2 separate regions of the Homo sapiens genome follow, and region 2 is linked to region 1. Evidence: chromatin contacts called from ENCODE Hi-C data. All regions are on one chromosome and are shown on one strand. Each heading gives the region's core, a stretch centred on a gene start or an enhancer-like site at or near the end of the contact. The rest is flanking DNA. Distances are from core to core; before and after follow the strand shown. Region 1 holds the start of COXFA4 (cytochrome c oxidase associated subunit FA4). Region 2 has its middle 43 kb from the start of NXPH1.

Evidence for each region. A loop is a pair of places that touch in the nucleus more often than their neighbours do. Pooled maps may share reads with other maps.
Region 2: a pooled map shows a loop between it and region 1 (4-fold over the local background). The contact joins the enhancer-like site here to the promoter of COXFA4 in region 1. A Hi-C loop is called at or near these places in 2 of 50 pooled maps.

The regions. Positions count from the first base shown.
Region 1 is chr7:10,938,567-10,941,605 of GRCh38, reverse strand. COXFA4 (cytochrome c oxidase associated subunit FA4) reads left to right here and starts at 1,453. Exons shown (of 4, transcript NM_002489.4): 1 at 1,453-1,590; 2 at 2,710-2,798. The coding sequence starts at 1,549. It overlaps LOC107986767 (a long non-coding RNA gene), which reads right to left and starts at 1,350. Exons shown (of 3, transcript XR_001745091.3): 1 at 875-1,350. RefSeq lists a silencer at 921-1,170 and enhancers at 396-1,316, 1,201-1,470.
Region 2 is chr7:8,388,630-8,391,668 of GRCh38, reverse strand. No RefSeq gene overlaps it. Among named protein-coding and RNA genes, the nearest start is that of NXPH1, 43 kb to the left of the region's middle. Within about 2 kb of position 1,613, at least 2 of the 41 ENCODE cell types and tissues checked have a DNase peak (open chromatin) inside an H3K27ac peak, as active enhancers do.

The DNA of each region.
Region 1 (3,039 bases), core at 204-2,703:
CCTCTGAAATTATTCTTAACTTCTCTCTCCTCACTCCTGGAGAGCCAACCACCAAGTCCTGTTGGTGCCACCTTCTAAACATCTCTGGAATCTTTTTTTCTCATCATTACATTCTCTACACTAGTTCAAGCTACCATTATCTGTCACACAGATTATGGACTATTGCAATGGCCCCTTGATAGGTCTTTCCCCTCTCACGCTTATCCCTTCTAATCAATTATTCACAAAGCAATCATTTAAAAACACAACCTTCCCAAGCTCTCAACATAAAACCCATGATGTTTAAGCGGTTATTGGCCCAGCAGATCTGATCCCCACCTTGCTCTCCCTTTTACTTTCCAGCCACACTAGACCTCATACAGCTCCCTCGGGTTTTCAATAGCTTCAGACCTTCACGTGTTATTACCTCCGCCCTGTACACCTGCATCCTCCGTTTTCACCTGGTTAATGTCCGCTCCTCCTTCAGAGCTAGTGTAACTTCCGGTGGAGCCTTCTCCTATGATTTCTAGTCCCAATTATTAATACTTGCTTGATCATTTGATTAATGCTTTAAGCTACGTATGAGATTGGAGAGGGTTCAGAGTGTACATTTTATCCCAATCCCCCCACCCTCCCCCGCAAAGCCTGTCCTATGGAAGTCCTTCGGGTAAAAAAAACAACGAAGAAAACAAAACAAAAGACAAATGAAAATTCGACTGGGGTAGTGGGAAAGATTATCTGTAGCTACACGACCATTGAAAACACATTTTAAAGATGCAATTTGGGACCAGGGACGGGGGATAGTGGCGTGTTGGAAAGGTCTTTGTGGCGACGAACTTTCAACCGAGGGCCAGGATCTGAGGGTTCAGAAATACACTGCCAGGACTATTATCACCTTTAAGTCATTTACTAGTTTTTAACTTCTGCTTGTCTGCGACAGCGTAACACAGGAAGCAGCTGCAGTCTTCTCAAACCGCAGCCGCTGACCTTAGCGGCAAGAGGCCCGACCTGCCCTCCAGGCGCCCGGCGCTCGGCTCCCAGAGGCGCCGCGCAGCTCCCTCAGCGGCAGTCACAGCTGGCCAGCGCGCACCCGGCACGCGCGCCCCCAGGGCCTCTGCGCGCGGACCCGGCTCTCAGGCGCCGCGGGAGAGGCCCCCTACTCACGGAGCGCGCGGCCCGTGCGCCCACGCTCCGACCGCATTCCTCAGTACGTGGCACCCTTGGAAAGTGCCTGTCTGGTCAATCGAAGAGTCCTCGTTTCGACCAAAAAAATTCCCCTCAGAAATATGCATGGCACGGCAATGAAGGCATTTCACTATGAAGTGGAATGATGATGGTCCGACCAGGTCAGGACGAACATATGAGGGGTTAGATCTAAGCAGGCACTATTAAAGACAGTCGCATCCGGGCCCTCCTGCCGCAAGCTGCCCTCCCAGCCAAGGGTCCTTCAGGTAGGAGGTCCTGGGTGACTTTGGAAGTCCGTAGTGTCTCATTGCAGATAATTTTTAGCTTAGGGCCTGGTGGCTAGGTCGGTTCTCTCCTTTCCAGTCGGAGACCTCTGCCGCAAACATGCTCCGCCAGATCATCGGTCAGGCCAAGAAGCATCCGAGCGTAAGTTCGTGACCGCTCTCCTAATGTTTTCCCTTGTCCTTCTTGCGTCGGGGTGCGCCTCTTTCTGTTCCCTGGGAACGTCCTCATTTACAGCCACTTACCGTCCGTCAGACCAGACCCTGCCTCGCCTAGTGTTTGTCATCTTAGTTGTCCCAGGCCTCTGTGACCCTCTACGCCATGCATTGTGGGGTTTTGTCTGACAGGAGGAAGGAGACGGACACTGCTCGGAAAAAAAACCTAGTTTTTTCTAGTTAGTGAATATTGGAACAGTCTGGTGGCCGCTCTCTTTTGCAGGTTGTGCGGTCCAGGAGGGATAGATGTGCGCTGTGTGGGTCAGAGACTAGCATAGGTCAGGTTCCCTATGTGTTATACCATCTCTGGAGGTTCTTGTATTCGCCGCATTGCACCACCAGGCCTTTTGGTAAATAAGAGGGGTCCGTGATCTTGGAATCCTCACTTTGTCTGGACGTCGTTGCTTTTGGGAAAATTTCGAAGTGTGGAAATTGCAGTTAAGTTCTTTGGCATCTCATTTTTCCTCAGCACATCAATGTGCTGTAGAGCTAAAAGTCTATGCAATCTTTAATCTGTCTTAAATCCGGTTCCCTAAATACGCAGCAAGCATTGGTAGCATTACGTTTTCAGAGATAATGCTTAAAGCCAGTATTTGTAATAGATACGTTTACTTATTCAGATTCTATTTTTCATACATCTTTATAGAGGCACCCTTAAATAATTTGCAAAGAATTTGTTTTTCAAGCCCCAGGATAAAGGAAGCCAGAAAATTTAATGGGAATGACATGTAAATATTAGAGAGGTGAAGAAGACTCGATACATTTTCTTGGAAATTTAAAAATGTACCTATAATTTGCTCCACATTAAAAAGTAAGACACTTAAACCAGAGTCATCTTAACATCCTTTCCAAATTCCATTTCTTTCTTTAGAACACAGTTATAAGAAATCTTACCTCAATGTAAGATCTACTTTATTTAAATTTTAAGACAAAACAGTCCAATAACAGTTTGAGACTTGGAAATCAATGTGCAGAAACTACTGTAATCTCTCGTTGGCCAGTGTTTTAAGTATTTGAAGATGGTTATTCTATTTTGTGTTTGGTTTAGTTGATCCCCCTCTTTGTATTTATTGGAACTGGAGCTACTGGAGCAACACTGTATCTCTTGCGTCTGGCATTGTTCAATCCAGATGTTTGGTAAGTACTTAAAAATGTTTAAAACTTTGATAGCTGATCAAGGCAGTTTAGGAGCCACAGTCTCTGTAGGGCGATAACATTAGGGTAGTAGAAAGAATGTTACATTTACAGTCATACAATAAGTTCAGATCTCAAATCTGCTGTTTTCATTTACTTTTTTTGGTTCATGAAATTATCTAATTTCTCTGAGTCTCGTTTTCTCTTTGGTAAAGTAGAACTGCTAATACCAAATCTTGTAATG
Region 2 (3,039 bases), core at 364-2,863, 2.6 Mb after region 1:
CTTCTAGAGGCTGCCTGCATTACTGAGTTCACGGCTCTTCCTCACATGACTCAGACCTCTCTTTCCATCACTACATTTTCTTATCTGACTCTAACTCTACAGCCTCCCTCTTCAAAGGACCCTTGTGATTACAGTGGGCCAATCTAGGCAATCTAGGATAACTCCCCATCTCAAGAGCTTTTACTTAATCATATCTGCAAAGTCCCTTTTGCCATGCAGGATAACATATCCATAGGTTTCAGGAATTAGAATGTGAATATCTTGGGGGAAATAGTGCATTATTCTGTCTACTACACTTTGCTTTTCAAAACCGTAGTGATCAAATGAAAGACGCATTGCCTTCCTGGAATAGTGGAGGAATATGACTCAATCCTTTCAGGGCAGTTCCCCCACTGCAGGTCCCCAGCCTGGCTGGTCCCAGCAGGTGAGGGGCTGATAAAGGAGTTGAGCTGACCGCCCCTCCCCAACCCTCAAACAGGGCTTTATGATATTGCATTTTAAAAAGAGATTTATTGATGATTTTTTTTAAGTTTGAAGACCACTGTGCTCCTTGAAAATGCTCGGGCAGACTGAGAAAATCTTGATTTTTTGTTGTTGTGACTTCATTAGACTAGCCTATTTCCTTCATAATATCTGCCAGACTGGAGAATATTCCACATTTACGTGGTAACTCCTCCCAACAAATTATTTTATATCTGCCCAACAGAGAAGCAAAGTATAAGACATGAGTCGTAATGCAATTATAAGGCATCTTGGGAAAGGAAATAAAAGAAGAAAATGAAAGCCGAACTTTATTCTGGGATGGCTTTTGCTTAATATCAGCAACAGTATATCAAAACAACTAAAAAATCCCCTTTTCACACAATTTTTTTTACCATATATCGCCAGTTTGGTGGAGTTGGGGAGAAATTTTGTATGTTGTGTGTGTTTTACGTTGTAACAGGCTGTTGTTTCAAGAACTACATTGGTGTATGATGTCATGATTTACAAAATGTTTCACACACATTATTTGTGGGTATACATTGTTTAATGCATTTAATAGAATAAACATTCACTTTTAACAATATCTTTGTCTCTATTAACATTTCAGCTTAGCATCAAAGTGGTATGATGGTAATTGTTTAACAACTGGCTCCTTCTTCCACATACCCCTCCCCCTCAGAAAAAGCCCTGACTGAAGATTTCCATATGTAAACATCCCTGCCATAGTTGATTGCAAGCTACCAATGCATCGCTCAAATAGGAGTCAGGATGTGCACAATCAGCTCTTGCAAGTAAATTGGAGTGAGCTCCAGAATATCACTCAGTTTAACATTCAAGCTTCCTGTTTGTGGAGACGGATCCCTAGAAGGCTTAACTAGCAGAAAAACATCACCCTTGGAAGAAACATCGCAGTGATACTATGAAGCCCAAACCAGTTTTCACAGGAGTTATGTGATGTAGTGGATACAGTGTTCCGCCAAGTTGCTCTCAGGTCCTCTTTGCTGTTTCTGGCTTCAGTGTGCCTTAACCTCCAACAAATGACACTTGTTACTCTGCTTTGGAAGCAGCCCTCAAGGCTCTGAACATGCTGGCTCCGCCCTTACGTGGTGCTCAGCCAATGACTGATTGGGGGCGGGACCAAGCAAGCCCAGCTGCCTCTCTTACGTGCTTCCCTGCGGGGTTAGAATCCTGAGACTTAGCTTGGAATCACACCCTCGGTTCCCTCACTCTTTTCTGTTTGTCCAAAGAGTGTTTCTCCAGCAAATCACTCACACATGAATCCTCATCTCAAGGTCTGCTTCTGATGCTAAACTATTAAATCGACAGAAATGTGAGGAGTTCTTACTCATGTTTTCTAAAGCTCTGGCTCCGGGGTGTTCCCAAGATAATAGAGGGCTGTTTGATCATCCTACCACTTTCTGATGACTCCCAAGCATGGGAGTGGCATTTCAAAAGATGCACAGTGAGAAAGGTATGCCATAATATGGGGGAATTCTACTTATATCATAAACTAACTAGATCTTTTCTGGCTAAGAAAAAAGGATCTCTGCTCTCTGTGGAAAAGATTCCATTTGTTTTTGGAAACGCATCCTGTAACTAAGTGGAAAGATCCACTGTGCTTGTAAAGATGATGCCAACTGAACAATCTGTAACAAGAAATGTCTACGTAACAAAGCAAAGGAAAGACACAGGTATTGACGCCTGGAGACTCTCTTTGGTTTCACACACACACACAAAACGAAGAACCCAGAGGAATGTTTGTGTTCCCAGACTAAAACATAAAAATCCTACTACCAGAAAATTTTTAAAAGTTCTTCACAACCGGGGATGAGCATTCTTTCACTGTGTAAAGCACACACCTGTTGGTATCCTTACTTGACTGACTGAAGAAATGTGGGTGAAATAATGCCTTTACTTTCTGTGCAAATCATAAAACTGAAATAGGGTGAAATACACTGTGTGATTAGAAAATGGGAAATACAGAAGACCCTTTTACATTCTCATCTGTCAGGCTTTCATTGTCCTCTGGAAGAGGAAATGTTAAATTCTCATATAGCTTCTAAAGAACAGATAAATGCAGTCCAAAAATAAAGCAGTTGCTTCTAGGCAAGGATAAAAATATGAATAAATTGGAAATATTGCAGAAGTTTGTAATTTGTGTTTGCACATGAATTACCATAATTATTGAAAAAAAGCAGTCCAAACATAAATTCTGAAGCCATGCATTCTCAGACACCTTGCAAATTACCATCTAAAGATAGAGCATAAGGGGTTAAATCTTGAGACATTCTTTTTTATTTTACTGATGTAAAATCACTCCACCTAATTATAAAGTTTTCCCATTTGAGGAAAGCAATGATTTCAAAGGAAAGATCTTTAAAGTGCCACAGATTGGAAATAGATTAGCAAGGAACATAAATTGATAGAAAAATTTTAATATCATGCTAACTTTGTACATAATGGTGATGAGGAAAAGAACTGCAAAAGGGTGCCAAGGTTGTAAAATTAATTACAGACTTTATTTACATAAAATATTACATATGGAGGCAAAGATAT